2 separate regions of the Homo sapiens genome follow, and region 1 is linked to region 2. A link is a loop called in an ENCODE intact Hi-C map of the cell type or tissue named here. Cell type or tissue: MCF 10A. All regions are shown on one strand. Links, peaks and the distances in the headings refer to the core of each region. The heading gives the core; the rest is flanking DNA.

Region 1 (10,752 bases), core at 3,381-8,380, 58 kb after region 2:
CCAAGAGACAGAAGAGTCTATATAGTTAGGAACAAAAGAGAAACAGACATTGATCATTTTGATAATTTTTTGATAATTTATTGTTCTGTTCTCGGGCTACAAAGGTAACATATTTGTTGTACAAATTTTGAAAACCTAGGAAAAGCACTAAAAGGCAAATGCAAATTAACCATTTTCCTACTTCCCTCTCTTAGAGAGAGCTACCATTATCATTTTTTATTTATCTTAATAAACTCCTTCTCATGCATGTACTTGTCACCTATTATGTGGAATCTCCCTGTCCCTAAAGACGTAGATAAATTTTGCTCAAATCTCTTTCCAAGGCTGTGGAAAGTCCAATAATCTCCTAAACATCTCTAAATTCTTCCAGGCTGGGGGCAGGTGGGAGAGTGAGGGGAATTTGAAGAGGGCTGTCACAAGACACCTTTAACTGATTTCTTGCCTCTACTGATTCCTATACTCTGCTCAGGCAGTCTCTTTGTGGTTTACACTCACACACTAAATGTAAGGCCCTGCTGCGTCAGACTTTACTCAAGGCTTGAGAAGATTTGAGAAGATGGAGAGAACAATAGAGGTTTATTGCAATATAAACAACTTACAGTTGAATATTTAATGTCCTGTTCTTAAACTCTCTTAGTTTCTTTTTGACAACTTGGACTGTAGCCTCTTGACATTTTGCTGGGCTCTTTTTACATCTTCACTGACTGCCTTGAACCCGTCTACAACTCTACTCCAAAAAACACCTCTTTCCGTTTTGTAACACTAAGCTATTCAGCTTTATCTGTATCTCTAATTTGGAGTCTAGGGGCAGAGTGCATAGGTTAAAATCCTGAGACTTGTTCTTGGGCTAGTAAACTCTCTAAGCCTCAGCCTTCTCATTTGTAAAATAAGAATATTGGCTCTCCCTCTCCCTCTCCCCCTCCCCCCCTCCCCCTCCCTCCCCCCTCCCCCCCTCCCCCTCCCCCTCCCCCCTCCCCCTCCCCCTCTCCCCCTCCCCCCTCCCCCTCCCTCTCCCCACGGTCTCCCTCTCCCTCTCTTTCCGTGGTCTCCCTCTGATGCCAAGCCGAAGCTGGACTGTACTGCTACCATCTCGGCTCACTGCAACCTCCCTGCCTGATTCTCCTGCCTCAGCCTGCCCAGTGCCTGTGATTGCAGGGGCGCGCCGCCACGCCTGACTGGTTTTCGTATTTTTTTGATGGAGACGGGGTTTCGCTGTGTTGGCTGGGCTGGTCTCCAGCTCCTAACCGCGAGTCATCTGCCAGCCTCGGCCTCCCGAGGTGCCGGGATTGCAGACGGAGTCTCGTTCACTCAGTGCTCAATGTTGCCCAGGCTGGAGTGCAGTGGTGTGATCTCGGCTAGCTACAACCTCCACCTCCCAGCCGCCTGCCTTGGCCTCCCAAAGTGCTGAGATTGCAGCCTCTGCCCGGCCACCACCCCGTCTGGGAAGTGAGGAGCGTCTCTGCCTGGCCGCCCATGGTCTGGGATGTGAGGAGCCCCTCTGCCCGGCTGCCCAGTCTGGGAAGTGAGGAGCGCCTCTTCCCGGCTGCCATCCCATCTAGGAAGTGAGGAGCGTCTCTGCCCCGCCGCCCATCGTCTGAGATGTGGGGAGCGCCTCTGCCCTGCCGCCCCATCTGGGATGTGAGGAGTGCCTCTGCCCGGCCGCGACCCCATCTGGGAGCGTCTCTGCCCGGCCGCCCCGTCTGAGAAGTGAGGAGCCCCTCCGCCCGGCAGCCGCCCCGTCTGAGAAGTGAGGAGCCCCTCCGCCCAGCAGCTGCCCTGTCTGGGAAGTGAGGAGCGTCTCCGCCCGGCAGCCGCCCCGTCCAGGAGGTGGGGGGCAGCCCCCACCCGGCCAGCTGCCCCACCCGGGAGGGAGGTGGGGGGCAGCCCCCGCCCGGCCAGCCGCCCCATCCGGGAGGTGGGGGGCGCCTCTGCCCGGCCGCCCCTTCTGGGAAGTGAGGAGCCCCTCTGCCCGGCCGCCACCCCTTCTGGGAGGTGTACCCAACAGCTCATTGAGAACGGGCCATGATGATGGCGGTTTTGTCAAATAGAAAAGGGGGAAATGTGGGGAAAAGATAGAGAAATCAGATTGTTGCTGTGTCTGTGTAGAAAGAAGTAGACATAGGAGACTCCATTTTGTTCTATACTAAGAAAAATTCTTCTGCCTTGGGATGCTGTTGATCTATGACCTTACCCACAACCCTGTGCTCTCTGAAACATGTGCTGTGTCCACTCAGGGTTAAATGGATTAAGGGCGGTGCAAGATGTGCTTTGTTAAACAGATGCTTGAAGGCAGCATGCTCGTTAAGAGTCATCACCAGTCCCTAATCTCAAGTACCCAGGGACACAAACACTGTGGTAGGCCGCAGGGTCCTCTGCCTAGGAAAACCAGAGACCTTTGTTCACTTGTTTATCTGCTGACCTTCCCTCCGCTATTGTCCTATGACCCTGCCAAATCCCCCTATGCGAGAAACACCCAAGAATGATCAATAAAAAAAAAAAAAATAAAAAAAATAAAGCTTCTACAAAAAAAAAAAAAGAATATTGATAGAACCTCCTTCACACGCAAAGCACTTAGCTCATCTCCTAGCACACTGAGTAAACGTGAGCTACTTTCATTACTATTGGGAATATTTCATCTGGGCTATACAGAGCCTGGAGAACCTGTCTGGACTTCTGTTGATTACCCCTTTCCAGTGCCCAGAACACTTATGTAAAGGGAGAGTGAGGCTTTGAGATTAAGAACACACAGTCTGGGGCCAGGCACAGTGGCTCATGCCTGTAATACCAGTACTTTGGGAGGCCGTGAGGGGTGAAACGCTTGAGCTCACGGGTTTGAGACTAGCCTGGGCAACATGGTGAAACCACATCTCTACAAAAAATACAAAAATTAGGCGTTGCACGGTGGCTCACGCCTGTAATCCCAGCACTTTGGGAGGCCGAGGCGGGTGGATCACAAGGTCAGGAGTTCAAGACCAGCCTGACCAACATGGTAAAACCCTGTCTCTACTAAAAATACAAAAATTAGCCAGGCGTGGTGGTGTGTGCCTGTAATCCCAGCTACTCAGGAAGCTGAGACAGGAGAATTGCTTGAACCCGGAAGGTGGAGGTTGTAGTGAGCCAAGATCGTGCCATTGCACTCCAGCCTGGGAGACAGAGCAAGACTCTGTCCCAAAAATAATAATAATAATAATAATACAAAAATTAGCTGGGTGTGATGGCACGTGCCTGTAGTCCCAGCTACTTGGGAAGCTGAGGTGGGAGGATCACCTGAGCCCAGGAGGCAGAGGTTGCGGTGAGCATTGATTGCACCACCACACTCCAGCCTGGGTGACAGAGTGAGACCCGTCTCAAAAACAAAAACAACACATAGTCTGATGCTGGAATGCCCGTCAACCATAACTGGGGTACAAGATGTTTATTAGGGATCAACACCTGTGGAAGGCAGGGGAAGGAAGCAGGATTGGGCTGAAGCAATCAACCATCCTGGTTTGTATGCAACTGAGGGTTTACTGGGGCAAGGAATGCTAAAATCGGGAGATGACTGAGTAAACTGGGACAGTGGTCACTCTCGTTGAGGAAACTGGTTATAAAGCCTGTGAAGGAGGATCTAAACAGTGAGGATCTGGACAGTGCATCTCTGTGTCTAACGAAAGCACCAGTTTGTGCCTGGGTTTTCTTATCTGCAAAATGGCAACAATAATGGTAAATGCCTGACTGCATTGTTGTGAAGGTTAAATAAGTTGCCATGTGTAAAGTGATTAGAGCAGTGCCCACACAGTAAGCTCCTAAGTATTAGCTATCTTGCCAGATCAAGTGTCCTCCTGTCAGATCCTGAAATTCTTGATCTTTGGTCTCCTTTGTCAAACCACCACACTAGTGTTCATCATTACCTCAGTCTGGTTGTAATGTACAACCAGACTGATTAAATTTGGATTCATGCTGGTTTCTTGATTACAGCCAAAACACTGGGGTAAGAGGGTCTTCCATTTCCCTCTCACTCCCATATTTTGACTGATTCAGGAGACCCCCTCAACTCCTTGTGCTATCCTATTTCTATTATTGAATAATGGAAAGAATTAAGTGAGGAGAAAAGTGACACAGAAGTAAGGGCAGAAGAAATAATTTTTATTTATTTTATTTTATTTTTTGAGACCAAGTCTTGCTCTGACACCCAGGCTGGAGTGCAGTGGCACAATCTTGGCTCACTACAACCTCTGCCTCCCGGGTTCAAGCGATTCTCCTGCCTCAGCCTCATGAGTAGCTGGGATTACAGGCACGTGCCACCACACCCTGTTAAGTTTTGTATTTTTAGTAGAGATGGGGTTTCACCATGTTGGCCAGGCTGGTCTTGAACTCTTGGCCTCAAGTGACCCACCTGCCTTGGCCTCCCAAAGTGCTGGGATTACAGGTGTGAGCCACCACGCCTGGCCCTATTTATTTTCATTTTTATTTTGGAGATAAGGTCTTGCTCTGTCACCCAGGCTGAAGTTCAGTGGCACATTTGTAGGTCACTATAGCCTTGAACTTCTAGGCTCAAGCAATCCTCACACCTCAGCCTCCCAAGTAGCTAGGGCTACAGACTCACACCACCACACCCAGCTAATTTTTAAAATTTCTTGTAGAGCTGTTTTTAAATTTTTTGTAGAGATGGGGTCTTGCTGTGTTGCCCAGGCTGGTCTTGAACTTCTGGCCTCAAGTGGTCCTCCTGCCTCAGCCTCCCAAAGTGTTGGGATTACAAGTGTGAGCCACTGTGCCTAGCTGATTTTTTTTTTTTTTTTTTTTTTGAGACAGAGATTCGCTCTTGTTGCCCAGGCTGGAGTGCCTGGCATGATCTCAGCTCACCGCACCCTCTGCCTCCCGGGTTCAAGCAATTCTCCTGCCTCAGCCTCCCAAGTAGCTGGGATTACAGGCATGTGCCACCACGCCTGGCTAACTTTGTATTTTTAGTAGAGACAGGGATTCTCCATGTTGGTCAGGCTGGTCTCGAACTCCCAACCTCGGGTGATCCGGACGCCTTGGCCTCTCAAAGTGCTGGGATTACAGGTGTGAGCCACAGCACCCAGCCTGAATTTTTAAGTTAAAAGTAGCTTTCAAAAAAAAAAAAAATTAAGTATGAGACTTTGGAAGCCAGAGGGGGATGCATAAAAGGCAGAGTGACTAAAGATCATTTTTAGCCTGGGTAACTTTTGTGATTATGAAGCTGATGAAATAAATGATCCTCACTCTGACTTCTGTTTTCTCCAAAATAAACCATGTTGTGTAATTCCATCAGGTGATCACTGGTTGCTTGTTCCTCCATTCTGAAGAAGCTAAAGCTACTAAAAGTCATGTGAATCACTTTATGAGCAAGAGCAGGAAAGAGCACTAGGTTAAAATTTGGAGTATGACATTTTCAGTATGAGAATACTTCCCTCCCCAAAGAGTTGGACACAAATTACTTTTTATAGCAGCCCTTGGCTTTTCATTTAGCCAGGAGGGAAGTATGAGGTAGCAGGGCTCCACACCCTTTTACCTGGATGACATCCCTCTGTGTCATTTAAACAGATGCTACTTAGAATAAGGAGGTGGGTTATTTACTCTCTATTCTCATCACCTGAACTAAAGCAAGCACGCAAACAAGCCAAGCAAAAGAGCAATCTTAGAAGTCATTTTTTAAAATGCCTAGACCTCTTTTGGCTTGTTCTTCTGTTGAATTCCAAGCATTATTTGTCTAGGTTCCCTTGCCTGAACTGTTGGCAGCAGAGGTGCAATTTTATCCTTGAAGTAGGGTGTTCCGCGGGCACTGAGCCAATGCAGTTGGCTCATTCACTTCCTTCCCTGCTATGTTTCTTCAGGGCTTTCTACATGTCAGAAACCTATTACGCAATGATTCAGAAGAGGATACAGGAAGTATTGTTCCTACTGTAACATTGGCTGCTCACCTCTCTCTAGCCCAAACTGGTTTACTTCACCAAGGAAGCCACAGAGTTTTCTTCATTTCAATTCCTTTCTGATTTCACAGTTACCCATGATGGAAATCTGAAGTAGAAAGGACTTCGGCCAGGTGCAGTGGGCTCATCCCTGAATCCTAGCACTTTGGGAGGCCAAAGTGAGATGATCGCTTGAGCTGAGGAGTGTGAGACCAACCTGGGCAACACAAGGAGATCCCTGTCATTACAAAAAAATAAAAAAAATTAGCCGGGCATGGTGACACACACCTATGGTCCTAGATACCAGGCTGCTGAGGTGGGAGGATCACTTAGACCCAGGAGGCTGAGGCTGCAGTGAGCTGAAATCATGCTACTGCACTGTAGCCTGGGCGACAGAGTGAGACCCTATCTCAAAAAAAAAAAAAAAAAAAAAAAAAGGCAAAAAAGAAAATGCAAGGTGGCTCACACCTGTAATCCCAGCAGTAGTTTGGGAGGATGAGGTGGGTGGATTACTTGAGCCCATAAGTTTGACACCAGCCTGGGCAACATGGTGAAACCTCATTTCTACTAAAAAATACAAAAAAAAAAGCTGGGCATGGTGATGCACACCTGTAGTCCCAGCCACTCAGGAGGCTGAGGTAGGAGGATCACCTGAGTCCAGGAGGTCAAGGCTACAGTAAGCCATGATTGCACCACTGCACTCCAGCCTGGGCCACAGAGTGTGACCCTGTCTCAAAAAAGAAAGAATAATTTGAAAAAGAAAAAGTAAAAAAAAAAAAAAAAAAAAGAAGGACTTCCATGTCCACTTTGTGGGGAAAGTGATTAGGACTTTTGCAGCTTCTGATGGAGAGCCTGGGCTGTCTGTCATGCAGGGCAGGGCTGCTTGTCTGATTTCCACTACCCATGCTGCTGAACTTCTTTTGCGCGGGGGGCCCGGCTAAGCCCTGTCCTAAGGACAGGCACATTCACGTGTTTCCCTTGTGGAGGTGTTGGTGTGCATCACTGCATCCTTTCTCACTCTTCTGGTTCTTCTCAAGAACCAGAGCACACAATTCCTGTCCTAAAATCTTATGATTTGAGGCACCTGGCCCAGGTTAGGGATGCCTACTCTGCATCTCTTTCCAGGAATCATGCAGACACCTTGATCTCAGAGCCCACCCAACTGTGTGAACCATTCCCAGGAAGCCTAAAGATCCTGTTTCTTTGTAATGAGCCAGACCTGCCTGTCCTTACAGGCATCTCCACACAGGCTCAGGGTTCTGATCAGAACAGTAATGGGGCAAAGGGGACCTGCACTGGAAATGTGTGTGCACAATCATGACAGAGGATGGTCTCTGCGCAGAAAGCCTGCCAGAAACCAGAGGGAAGAGAAAGAGAGAGCTGCAGGTTCAGACTTCTCCCTTCTATCATGCGACTCAAAGATCCTCTTACCAGCTGGAGGGGTGCCCAGCCCAGCTTCTCATTCAAGGACACAGGAGATAAAATGACTGGGTTGGTGTTTAAGCAGATGATTCACTCACCTTTTTATAGTCAGGAGGACGCAGGAAAGTTTTATTCTTTCCATACATTTTGTACTTTATCCTTACATTCTATTGATTAAAATGAGAAAAATGAAAAAGAAAGCGCAATATCTGGGAAAATTCTTTCATATGCTGCAGACTCAAATTTATTGTATCCCCATAAACCAAAATCATCTTATCTCAGAACTGCTTGAGCTTTATAATTAATGCATTGTTAAGGTTTCACATTGACTATACCTGTACCATGAGACTTCTTATATCCTACAAAGATGATTGGATAGATTCAATATCTTTTTCCCTCACTACCTCTTTTTTTCACTCTCCACTTTCAATATAACCACTGCTAAATGATCTGACAATCGATTTCATATACATAAAAACATGGTGCTTAGTTCCATGTTTTTATGTATATGAAACTCTGGGGTGTAGGGGAAGAAGACGTGTAAGAAGGTATTCTGGCAAAGACACGCTGTGTCAGTTCCCTCTGGATGTTTTGTAAAACTGGTTGTGAGAAAATATAAGAGAGGGTAGACACTGCATGACAGTGATGGAAACAGGCATTGATGAAGGAACCATCTCCCTGAAAGCCATCTATCTTCCAAGTACATCCTGAGTCACGTTTCTCCTCCACATCTCCTGCTATTCCTCCTCATGTAGCTTGCCTGCCTACCACATCCTCAAGATTTGTCTCTTTTCTCATCTAAGGTTCAGCTACAGATACGAAGAGTAAACTGAGACCCTCAGATACCTTTTCCATGGTCAAAGCTCCCCAGAATGCATCTTCAACTTGAAATCAAACTTAAAGGGCTTACCTGCCTTCCCTGTAAATTCTTTTGGGCCACTTGGGCAGCTTGTGAAATCTGTCCCTCAGAACATTGCTGGGTGCCTCTGTCACATTCACCAGTTTTTCCTTTCTTTGTCCTTTGATGACTTTTGAAAAATGTACAAGGGTTCACTATACAAGGGGCAAACCATGTTTCCAAAAGACATCATAAAACTGAATCAAAAAACAAAACAAAACAAAACAAAAAAAAAACAAAAAAACAATGAAAATCTTGTACCTACAGAACTCTAAGGCATTTTTTGTAATTTTTCTAGAGAAGAGATGTTTAAATGCTATATGCAGAACTCAATCTGTGGACATAATATTGGTTTATGATCTTTTATGAACCATAAGCTGGAACTGTTAAAATAAATTCAGGTGGACAGATGCCAAATGACAAAGCTGGGGTGGAAAGTGGTGGCAAGAAGGGATTTTTACTGCTCCATTTCCTCACAGAAAAACTCCACCCAATAATTTCTGCAAAGCAAGACTAAAATACATTGAATCCTCTGCTGATCTCTAAAATCTTGAGCTTCTGCATTAAGGTGAGGAACATATCCTGATTGAAGTCATTAAAATAAACACTGGTACAAGTGCCCGGAGAAAGCTGGCAGTGGTACTGCTGAGAAATTCCCTAATTTGTTCCATTTTCCTAAGACTCAGTGCTTGTGCTGACATTCAGAATCTACGTGCCAAAGAAGTTCCTGTATTCTGTTAACAGACAAATACACTGGGGTGTAGGAGAAGAAGACGTGTAAGAAAGTATTCTGGCAAAGGCACACTGTGTCAGCATAAATTTTATAGGACAAGTTGACTGTTTTAGGCCATACTTTTCTAGTTGTTGAAAAATACCATTATAACAACAACTGTGAAACATTGAAAAATAAAAATAATGCTTCAGAAGTCCACCAGCTTGATCCTAAACTGTTCTGACTGGCTTGAATGATGACTAGGTACAGCCAGTGATATCTATTTGCAGATGTCAATTTGTGTGACTTGATTTGCACGAGGGGAGAGGAGAGAGAAGCCTGTGATTTGGAAAAAGAATAAAGAAACAAAAAAGAGCCGAGCACAGTGGCTCACGCCTGTAATCCCAGCACTTTGGGAGGCCGAGGCAGGCGGATCACGAGGTCAGGAGATGGAGACCATCCTACTAACACAGTGAAACCCTGTCTCTACTAAAAATATAAAAACAAAAATTAGCCGGGTGTGGTGGCGGGGGTGCCTGTAGTCCCAGCTACTCGGAAGGCTGAGGCAGGAGAATGACGTGAACCCAGGAGGCGGAGCTTGCAGTGAGCAGAGATCGCGCCACTGCACTCCAGCCTGGGCGACAGAGCGAGACTGTGTCTCAAAAAAAAAGAGAGAGAGAGAGAGAGAAAGAAAGAGAAGAAAGAAAGAAATAAAGAAGGAAGGAAGGAAGGAAAGAAAGAAAAAGAAAGAAAGAAAGAAAGAAAGAAAGAAAGAAAGAAAGAAAGAAAGAAAGAAAGAAAGGAAGGAAGGAAGGAAGGAAGGAAGGAAGAGAGAGAGAGAAAGCAAGCAAGCACCCTGTTTGATTCCTCAGCTCATTCCCAGTACACACCTCTGAGCCCCAGAGACAAAAGGGCTTCATACAGTTGTTAAAGGAAGCATTTTTATGAGAGACATCTGTAAGGCAAATGGGCCTACATTGTGGTGCTGGGTCGAGGGGTGACATGGAGTGAAAGCATTAGGAGGCAGCACACATTTATCGTGGACAACAGTCTTGTCATGCTTGGCACTGACATAGGTATGGACCTGCAAATGGCTTCTTGGGCCATAGCCAACAACATAGGAGGCAAAACAGAGGAATATGAGAGAACTGTTTGTGAGCACATATGAGATCATCCTTGGGGATTCTGGGAGAGACATCGGGTGAGGCTGGAAAACCTGCATTATGTAGGTTGAAACAAGAGCCAGTAAAATTTAGGATTTGTCATTAATGTGACCAAATTGGCTGGGCACAGTGGCTCACACCTGTAATCCCAGCACTTTGGGAGTTTGAGGCTGGTGGATCACCTGAGGTCAGGAGTTTGAGACCAGCCTGGCTAACATGGTGAAACCCGTCTCTACTAAAAATACAAAAAATTAGCTGGGCCTGGTGATGGTGATGGGCACCTGTAATCCCAGCTACTCAGAAGGCTGAGGCAGGAGAATCACTTGACCCCGGGAAGTGGAGGTTGCAGTGAGCTGAGATTGTGCCACTGCATCCAGCCTAGGCAACAAGAGCAAAACTCCATCTCAAAAAAAAAAAAAGTGACCAAATTTATATCTACAGGCTGGGGAAACATGATGAACAAGAAAAATAAATCACTTTTTTTTTTTCTCTAGACGGAGTCTTGCTGTGTTGCCCAGGCTGGAGTGCAATGGCGTGATATCAACTCACTGTAACCTCCACCTCCCGAGTTCAAGTGATCCTCCTGCCTCAGCCTCCCAAGTAGCTGGGATTACAGGCGCCAGCCAGTGCACCCAGCTAATTTTTGTA
Region 2 (10,752 bases), core at 2,122-7,121:
AATAAAAAGAGAGTTTATTGGAAAAATACATGGAAATTTCCTAGAACTCTAAATTGGGCAACACAGCCAGGCCTCAAGAGAGACAAGAACCAGGTACAGATATTAGGAACCAAAGCTTATTTTTGTTCTCTCTCTCTCCACATGTTCTTTCATCTCTGCTTCTGTCTTCTCTCTCTTCTCTCTCACTCTGAAAATACTAGCATCCTCTCTTCATTTGCACATGCATGAGCCAAACATAGATGCCCACATCTGATTTGTTTTTCCAAAATAAACAAAAAATTATAGTGACAATGAAATTTTTTTGACATTTTTGAAAATCCCTTTAGTGGCTTGCTTAATAAATGACAATTGAATCCCTACATCTGCTTCTACATTCAATCTGTTGTGATATACTATTTCAGTTGAAGTATATAAAGAAAATTCAGTCTCACAGAGAAATGTAGCTTAAAAAGAGTAAAGTATTTGTGGATAATTTTTGACAATACACCAAAACTCAACATGTGGTAGTTTCTTAAAGTTTAATTGCAATGTGGAATCTGAATTCATATAAAAGAAATTGTCTTTTTTACCATAACATTAAAATCCGCTAGTCTGTCTTGCACTTTGATTAGATCTTTAACCTGCACATTTGTCATTCATAAAATATTGGTTCACTGAGTTATACATCTCATCTTCCTAATGTTGACACATTTTATACAAATATATTTCTTAAATCTCATTTGTTGATATCACCACTGATCCCTTCAGAAAGGTCTTTAAGTATTGAAAAGCTATCAAGCTCACAGTGACAGATACAAGTTTTACAAAATTCTAGTTTTCGTTTGGAAACACAAATTCTAACATTGGCACAGAAAAAAAATGTTGTTGGTTGTTTTTCTTGAAGTGACAGGATAATCTGGTTCATTTTCAAGAAAATGTCTGCCAAATACCTGGTTTGAGACATCATAGTTTGTGCAGTCAAGTAGTAATGGTACTCCTTGAAAAAAAGCCATTAGTTTTAGTTCACCACGCAAGCAATTACTTAAGTGGTTTTCCCAGACAATTGCCTACTTCAGCATGCAGTAGATATGATGTATGCATTTTTTCCATTTCATCACACAGAATGTGAAAAAGACATGTACCCAAAAGTCAAGTTTTAATGAAATTAATTATTTTTACTGCTTCATCAGGGACATTATTAAGTAACACTGGCTTTTGCTTTTATTTTTTCCTTATTTTTTCTTACTGTGAGTGCATGGTAGTGAGAAATGTAACAACCACAGTAAGTGCTATTGCCTTGATTCATGCTAAGATGCCAGCAGTATTCCCCATCACTGCTGTTATTCCATATGTGAAAAAGCACACTTAAAAAAAAAAGGCGGCCAGGCGCGATGACTCACACCTGTAATCCCAGCATTTTGGGAGGCCAAGGTGGGTGGATCACAAGGTCAGGCATTCGAGACCAGCCTGGCCAACATGGTGTAACTCTGTCTCTACTAAAAATACAAAAATTAGCCAGGCGTGGTGGCATGTGCCTGTAATCCCAGCTACTCGGGAGGCTGAGACAGGAGAATCGCTTGAACCCAGAAGGCAGAGGTTGCAGTGAGCCAAGATGGCACCACTGCACTCCAGCCTGGGTGACAGAGTGAGACTCCATCTTTAAAAAAAAAAAAAAAAAAGGCAGATATCCTCTTAGCCTTGTTATCAAAATGGTTTTAACTTCTTGGACCCCATGAAAGAGTCTTGGGGTCCCCAGGGGCCCATGGACCACATTTTGAGAACTGAAATTCTAAACCATTCAAATTCAAGTTTCTGTTTTTGTTTTTGTTTTATTTGAGACAGGGCCTTGCTCTGTTGTCCAGGCTGGAGTACAGTGGCACAATCCTGGCTCACTGCAGCCTCGACCTTCTGGGCTCAAGCAATCCTTTCACCTCAGCCTCCTGAGTAGCTGGGACTACAGGCTTGCACCACCATATCTGGCTAATTTTTTGTTTTTATAGAGACACGGTCTCACTATGTTGCCCAAATTGGACAACTTAAGTGATTAATAAACTCCTTTGGTCCCAATTTCCATATCTAGATAGGAAAAATTTACATGGCCCAGCTCGGGTTAAGTGTCTGCCCCAGCCCTCAGTGTGGACAGGTGTGTGATCATGTGGGCCACTGTCCACTTAATAAGGATTATGGGACCAGACAGTTGGAAAAGGAGTGAACAAATCTGACAGAGCTGAGATTCAGGATAGGGTGGGGTTAAGCACCTCCACGAGCTTAAAAAAGAGTTGGAATGGCCAGGGAATTCAGCAGGAATATATCTTGGAACCTTGCCACAACACTATTAACAACTGAAGTGTGTATAGTTTTACAGATTCTAAAATGCTTTCACACGCATCACCTCATTTAATCCTTCCAACAGCCCTGTGAGATAAGCATTCCTACCACTCTACAAATATAGAAACAAAAGCTTAGGCCGGGCTCGGGTGGCTCACTTTGCCACCCAGCACTTCGGGAGGCCGAGGCGGGCAGATCACCTGAGGTCAGGAGTTCAAGACCAGCCTGGCCAACATGGTAAAACCCCATCTCTACTAAAAATACAAAAAAAAAAAAAAAATTAGCCAGGCCTGGTGGCGGGCGCCTATAATTATAATCCCAGCTACTCGGGAGGCTGAGGCAGGAAAATCGCTTGAACCCGGAAGGCAGAGGTTGCAGTGAGCCGAGACCGTGCCATTGCACTCCAGCCTGGACAACAACAGTGAAACTCTGTCTCAAAAAAAAAAAAAAATAGAAATTAGATCTTTGGACTTTAAGCAAAGGACTCACTCACCTACAGCACAGCTGTCTGCCAAGCTGCGGAAATTACACTCTAGGTGATCAACAGGTGCTCAAAAATTTGGAACAAGCATCCTGTACCTGATGAGGGTGGGGGTAAAAGAAGAAAGACTTAGGGCTCCCTGCCTAGAAGTTAAAGTTCAGAAAAGGGAATGGAGCCAGAGAGTCAGGGATTCCCCCACTTTCCTGAATTCTGGATAACTGGGTGCAGTGAAGACCCTGTGGTCTAACTCGTGTTAGGTCACTCCACCAACTCTCACGGGACAAGGAGCCTTCACTCCATGCCATCGTCACTACCAGTAAAGTGCAACTTTATGTGAGAAAAGAATACTGCTCTTGAAGAATCAAGTGTGAAAGTGTTATTTTTCTATTAACTATCTAATGTGAATTATTGTGCTCAGACTAGGAACTAAAGCTTAGACTTTGTTACATTATAAACATTTTTTTTTCTACAGTAGACCAGCTGGAGGACCTCCCACATGAGAAAGAAATGTCCAGTCTAAACAGAGAGGCATCCATTTAGGGAGCCTGGCTTTGAACCTTTCCCTGACACAATCCAGTTTCCCCTAACCCCTTTCACCCAGTATGGGTTTCTAGAATATTATTTCAAGTGTGCTGAGCCAAGAGGAAATGAAGATTAAAGTTAAGAAGGAAACTAACAGTTTGCTTTTAAAATACACAAGCAAAGCCTGGCTTTTCATAAGAGATCCAGGCTCTGAGTTCCAAAGCAAATCCAGTGAAATACCACCATGAAACGGAATTGATAATTTCCCAGAATTAGGGGTCCAATATGGGGATCACGAGCAACTTGTGAATGTTGAGATCTGAAATGTAGCTAGTCTGAATTGAGATTACACTGTACATGGAAGATACACATCAAATTTCGAAGACAGTACAAAAACTATGTAAAATACCTTATTAATAGTTTTATATTGATTACATGTTGAAATAATATTTTAGATATATTGAGTTAAATAAAATATATTATTCAAGTCAAGTTCACCTATTTCATTTACTTCTTTAATGCGGCTACTATATAATTTAAAATTCTATATGTGTCTCATGTTGTATTTCTATCAACAGCACTTGCGTATGGGGGTCAATTAAACAGCCCTGCTAACCCCTCCACATTCAGCTCTTCCTCATTTTTATTCAGAACCACATCATTTTGTTTTCTCATTAATTTTTAAATTCCTACTTACATTTTGATAAAAAAAAATTTTGAAGGGCAACTTAGTTAAATTTAGGCAAGTTGAGATGATAAAAAAAAATAGAAGAGGGAAAAGATCCAAATCCCAAGGTCTCTTTGTTTACTGAGAATGTAAAAAACAAACAAACAAAAAAAACCTGCTCATCTGTTTCCCTCTCTTGATAAAGAGAGGGATGTACTTATCTACATGACAAATTGCTGTCTCTCCTAGAAAATAAATAATGTAATCATGACAGATTAGTTCCTATTTGACATTCATTAAAAATGAGTCTGTTGAATTTAAGATCTCCCACCACATATTAGCAGATGCTCAAAAAGCTAGAACGAATTACCGGCTAAATGCTATGACTTTGTGAAAATAAATCTCAGTAAGTTCTTACCCAGGGAGTTAAACTACTGGATATAGGGAGAATGGAAGGAAGACGAGGTGGGGGTTGTGATGGGAAGGTTTTAGTTGCTGTGCAACTACTCAGTCACATTCAAATATTTTAGAAAAGTTAAATGGTATTTGGGAAGTCTAGAGAAATTTTATGTCTTTGCCTCTAGCCTTAAACAAATCTTCACTTTAGCAGACTTGAAGGTTAGGATAAAGGTTAACAAAGAACCAGGCTAATCATTTGGTGACACTAGCTGGAATACAGAGCAATACCATAGAAACCCAAGGGTTGGGGAGATGTGGGGCAGTTGCAAAACTTGTTGCAATTCTCTACAGGATCATGAGATTGCCCCTCCCAGGTTCCTACTGTCTCAAAGATGACCTTCCCCAACAGCTCCCAGGAGTGACTCATTGCTTTCTGTTGAGCCTCTCCACCTCTCCACACTCATCAGAGGCTTAATAATTACTTTATTGAACAAAGCAGGAAAACATGAGTCCAGATGAAAGTTCGAATCTTTATTAACCAATCCTCCCAGCTTTGCTTTTACCCATCCTTTATCCTGTCCCTGGAGAGGATTCCTCCTTTTTTATTGTTTCCTACTGCCTGCTGGATTTGCTCAAGGTATGTGAATTGCTGTGCAGTTTTCCCACCTGGTCCATCTTTGGCAACCTCCAGGTAGCATTTTCCAACACCATAACCCTTCTCCTCCTGCCTGTGTCTGTGATCCCTCCCTGCTCCCTGGGCAACGACCCTAGTTTGCAAGTTACTGCTTGTCAATGGGCTGGAGTTTTGTTAGGATGTTTTGAAATGAAACAAATCCCTCCCCCAAGGAAACTGACTCAGCAAAGATTATTACAAATGTCCCACAGTTTACAATCATGGGAAAGGGAAATTAGAATTGAGATTTATTCAGAAGATCCCACTTGTCAGAATTATGCAACTGATTTTAAAATATTTTAAAGAAGCCATTAGAAAAATAAAAATACTCCTTAAATTTAAATGGGTATGTGCTACAAAAATACTTAAATCTGTACAAACACAAATTTTAGCACCTAATCACATACTTTCAAAGTATGCTGCAAAATGTATATAATTAATCTTAACTCACGCTAAGATAAGGAAATCAGTATTACCAATCCTGCTACATTTTACAAATGGAGAAACTTCGCCACAGTAAGGTTTTACAAGGTGTCCAAAGCACAGAGAACTAGCATGAATTAGCCAGGGTGGCTTATTGAGGGTCAACACCAGACCAAAGATTATGGAGGCAAAAAAAAGAAAGAGGAAAAAAAGAGGATCAGGGGGATACACGGAAAAACAAAAGAAACCACCCTGAAACCTAAACCATTCCCTGGAGTGAACATGAGCCCAAAGTTTTCTTTCACAGAATGCTCAACCTTGAAGTAAGTGCAAAGAGTACATTCATACAAATGGACCAAATTGGACCAGTGGGTTCTAGAAGACAATCTTTCTTGCCTGAGAATACCCTATCTTAGCCCACATTGCCTTTTGCAGAGCTTTCTTTCCTTCTTCCAAAACATTTTTCTCTCTTCACAGTTCTTTATTTGAAAAGCTGTGGGAGACATTATAGGCTGGTAGCTAAGAACAGAAGAATCAGAAAACAGTGGGCTCAAAACCTGGTTCCACTGCTTACTAGCCATGCTGAATGCAGAAAAATTCTTAACCTTCTAAAATTGCTGGTTTACCTACAAAATGGGATGATAATAGTATCTACTTCTTAGGATTGCCGAAATGATTCAACAACATAATATTCATAAAATGTTTAGCATGGTCCCTGACCTGTTCTCAATAAATGATAATAATTACCATAATTCTGTCTTAAAACAAGAAATTCCAGCTTCTCAGACAACAAGGAGAGCAGCCAAAACATACACTGACAGGTTTTAAGGGATTTTAAGAAATTCTGCTGGGCACGGTGGCTCACTCCTGTAATCCCAGCACTTTGGGAGGCCCAGGCAGGCGGATCACCTGAGGTCAGGAGTTCGAGACCAGCCTGGCCAACATGGTGAAAACCCATCTCTACTAAAGATACAAATATCAGCTAGGCATGGTGGCGGGTGCCTGTGGTCCCAGCTACTCCAGCGGCTGAGGCAGGAAAATGGCTTGAACCCAGGAGGCGGAGGTTGCAGTGAGCTGAGATTGCGCCACTGCGCTCCAGCCTGGACGACAGAATGAGATTCCATCTCAAAAAAAGAAAAAATTCTAAGTTGGTTTGCAAGTTTGGAACCACCTGAGAAATAGACATAGAAATCAGACAGATGGAGATCAGAACATCAATTTGGTTACCAGTAAGAGCATGGATAGTAGAACATGGCTTTGATGAATGGCCACAGCAGGCTTCTATGGCTTTACCTCTGACTTAAGACAAGGCCCACCACATGCCTGTTCCTCAAAGGCAGGCCCCTTAAAACACAACAGAGAGCAGAATAGGCAGGAGGGTCTTTAAGAGAGAAAAGAAGAGGCTGTATAGAGCAAGCTCAGTTTTTCCTTCCAGGGATGGAGAGAGGCCAAGAGTACAACTCTAACAAGTTCTTCCACAGGGAAAGATAAACAGTAGAGAGAGTGTTCTCACCCTACCCCATCCCCAACGAGAAAGTATTTTCTCATTGGGGTTGCTCTACAAAAAATGCCTTGACTCCCCTGTCCCGCCAAGACATCTTCCTGCCCTAGTGTTCTCTTTTTCTTGTCCCTTCTTATCCTCCATAGTATGATTCTCCAGGTTTATTCAGGTTCAGATCAACACTCCCATATTCTGCTCCTTGAATTCTGTCCTGATGCAGTAATAGCATACAAAGATATTCACTTGCAAAGGCTTTAATTTTCATAGTCCTTTGCTCCTCACAAGTATGCCCTCACAACAAAACCCAGTTTAGAAGAACATAGTGAGAGTAAGAATATACCAAAAAGAAAGGAACCTGGAAAATATAGTATTGAGTCATCCAATCATTCCTGAGTACCCGATATGTGAATTTAGGGTGTTGTGAATGTGGCTGTGAACAAGACAGAATCCTGCCTTTTTCCCATGGGTCTTCCACTTGATGTGGGAGAAACAGGGAAGGCTATCCAAAGAGGTTTATCTTCACCTGCATGGAATAAACCAAAGACCTCAGTTCCCTCCCACCTCTTCCACTAACTGCCTGTGTGACAAAGTGTCTCTAGGCCTTCGTCAAATAAGGTATTAAAATCAGAAATAGAGGCTGCTGATTCAAAGTTCTCAAAGGTTTCCCTCTTCCTTGGATCTTTCCAAAGAGAGTCTCTTCTAGACAGTGGTGAGATCAAATACAAACATAGGTGACTTAGCAGGTGTCCTAGACAGACACTGTTGGGAAACAAAGGAATCCACAAGTCAGATACCACTTACTTTTATTTTAGACAAAACTCCTTCAAGCTCAGTGATCCTTTTTCTAAAGCCAAAGCGGATGGTGCAGCAAATTGAAAGAAGAAACTATAGATGCAAGGACAGAAGGAAGAAGCAAAAAACCATAATGGAAATGTCTGACTTAAATATTCCTGTAAAACCTTACCATGTAGAGGAGAAACAAAAGGGGAAAGATATGTTTTCAAGAAAATTAAAATTAGAAATGTTTGGTACTTTAAGGAGTAAATTTCTCTATTCTGGAATATTAATCTGTATTCCCTCATATGCAATTTACCCAGTGAATTTGCAGTTGATTTCTTTCCCAGAAGTTGCAGGCTCAAATGCTTCATGAGTCAAACAAGTAACAAATATGTAAAGTGGCTGTAGGGGGTTCAAACTCAAAACACAATAGAAACTCAAACTCAGAGCTGTTTTAAAATTGCCGAGGTCAGATTTCCGACCCCTATCTTTTTTTTTTTTTTGAGATGGAGTTTTGCTCTTCTTACCCAAGCTGGAGTGCAATGGCGTGATTTGGCTCACTGCAACCTCCACCTCTCGGGTTCAAGTGATTCTCCTGCTTCAGCCTCCCAAGTATCTGGGATTACAGGCGCACGCCACCACAGCCGGCTAATTTTTTGTATTTTTAGTACAAACGGGGTTTCACCATGTTAGCCAGGCTGGTCTCAAACTCCTGACCTCAGGTGATCTGCCCACTTCGGCCTCCCAAAGTGCTGGGATTACAGGCATGAGCAACTGTGCCCGGACTTTTGACCCCTATCTTAATCAATGTTTAGGGGAGAGAAAGGTACTCCCTGAACTTGACAGTAACGTCACCCTCTGAGAGTGACCCTAGTAGGAATCAACACATAACAGATGAGATGAACCACGAATAGAAATCACCTGTCCTGTAATTGGTCTGTAAATGTATGGTTGAGAAGATCCACTCTCTCTAGTCTTAGTCAAGGTAACTAGGGCAAAGTCTCAGGGAGACAAGACTGATTGAAATTAACGAGGCAGGAAGGGAAATTGCTGGGTTGCCTTTCCTACAACCATTCCTTTCCTCTTTTTCACCAAACCTGCCTCCCGTAAGAGGCTGTGAAAATGTTAGATACTGCCATTCACAGCCTCTCTTGCAGCTAAGAGTAAAAAGGTGATACTGTTCTAGCCAAGAAAACATGAGGGGAAATCTGCAGAGCAACATCTGGAAAATTTATTCTCTGTGATAATAACAACCACAAGAAGAAGGTTTATCCCTTTGCTGGGCACAGAGATTAAGGGGGAAATGGAGACTCTTCAAAGAAAGCACAGGCCAAAACCACATAATTTGAACTTCAAAAGGGTTATTACAAATCTATGTTTACTCTTGGAGAATGCCTTATAGATCAAAGGTTGTATCTAACCCTTTAGACACTCCAAATCAAACACTACAGAAAATTTAAAAATCATGAAACCAGGTTTGGAAAAAATAAAAATTCCAAAAGAAAACTATCATACTCACTCAGAAAAGAGTTGACAGTGAAGAGTTTGCCCTGGGACATTGAAGATCCCCAGAGAGGCCTAGAACAATCTTTATGGAGATGCTCCAGCTGAATTAGATATCCTGTTTACAGCAAATATCATGATGGATTTTGCAACTGCAGTTGATGATCTCTGTCAAAGTATTAGGTCAAAGCAAAATATAACAAAACTTTAACCACTTCTTCAGCTTTCTCCACATTAAAAAGGAACAACAAGAGACCATTCCAACATAAGAGTCACCTGTTATTTGCCACTTCAGATCCTCTCAGCCTTACCTTTCTCTGTGGCCTCTGACCTCTTGTTCCAGCTCAGCCCATATTGTGGCAGCCAACTCTGTGTAAATTTCAACCAACTTCACTCAGTGCATGCCAATAGCACCTCACTTCATGCACACCTCTGACATCCTGTCCCGCAGCTTTCCCGTTGATGCTGGGTATGTCTGCATATGTACATTCAGGGAGTGCAGGAGGATTAACACCCACTGGAAAGATTCTTTGACCAAAGGGAAACAGGAGCCAACAACTAATTCTCCCTTTAACACATCAGAGGACTGTCCTGAGAAGCAATCATATATATCCCTTTCAATAACAGTTCCCCAAGATCAAGGGATCAGTTGTTCTTAATAGCTATCCTCCAATTGCATTTCCCTCCTTCCCTGCCTCACTCTACTTTTCCCTAATTCCCGATCCCTACTAGGGAATTGCCCTCCCTAATTAAGTTGTAGCACATAAGCCTTGGCCTCAGGCACTGCTTTCTAAGCAACAAAAGCTCAGAATGTATTCGTTTTCTTATTGCTGGTAACAAATTACCACAAACTTTGTTGTGGAAAACAATCCCTGTTTATTAGTCAGGTCACAATTCTGTAGGTCATTCTACCCCAGTGCAGTTGGGTTTATAGCTCAGGTTCACATAAGACTGAAACCAAGGTGTAGGCTGAGTTGTGTTCTCATCAGGAGTTTAGAATCCTCTTCCAAGCTCACCTGGTTTGGGCAGAGTTCAATTCCTTGCAGTTGTAGGGTAAAGGTTGCCATTTCCTTGCTGTCTGTCAGCTGGGGCCTGTTCTCAGCTCCCAGAGGCTACCTGCATTCTTTATCACATGACCCCCTCCATCTTCACAGCCAGCAATGGCACATTGAATCATTCTTATGCTTCCAATCTCTTATCCTGGCCAGGCATGGTGGCTCATGCCTATAATCCCAGCACTTTGGGAGGCCAAAGTGGGTGGATCACCTGAGGTCAGGAGTTCGAGACCACTCTGGCCAACACGGTGAAACTCTGTCTCTACCAAAAAAAAAAAAAAAAAGAAATACAAAAAATTAGCCGTGCATGGTGGCGGATGCCTGTAATCCCAGCTACCCAGGAGACTGAGGCAGGAGAATCACTTGAACCTGGGTTGCAGTGAGCAGAGATTGCACCATTGCACTCCAGTCTGGGCAACAAGAGCAAAACTCTGTAGCAAAAAA

What was found. A loop is a pair of places that touch in the nucleus more often than their neighbours do. Peaks named below come from ENCODE experiments on the same cell type or tissue, not always from the same donor. Only the 100,000 strongest peaks of a DNase experiment are listed, where the experiment ranks them.
Region 1: a loop joins it to region 2, with 9 times the contacts of the local background. A loop is called at or near these places in 7 of 110 quality-filtered maps.

Annotation. Positions count from the first base shown.
Region 1 is chr6:87,727,099-87,737,850 of GRCh38, reverse strand. No RefSeq gene overlaps it. Among named protein-coding and RNA genes, the nearest start is that of AKIRIN2, 30 kb to the right of the region's middle. RefSeq lists enhancers at 584-633, 714-773, 1,895-2,559, 5,944-6,093. In MCF 10A, for the core only: no CTCF peak of the experiment used is centred there; DNase peaks (open chromatin) are centred at 5,390, 5,790 and 7,340.
Region 2 is chr6:87,783,780-87,794,531 of GRCh38, reverse strand. It overlaps LOC101928911 (a long non-coding RNA gene), which reads right to left and starts at 9,672. Exons shown (of 5, transcript NR_110869.1): 1 at 9,565-9,672; 2 at 9,270-9,421. RefSeq lists a cis regulatory region at 9,126-9,137 and an enhancer at 9,059-9,203. In MCF 10A, for the core only: no CTCF peak of the experiment used is centred there; DNase peaks (open chromatin) are centred at 4,751 and 5,171.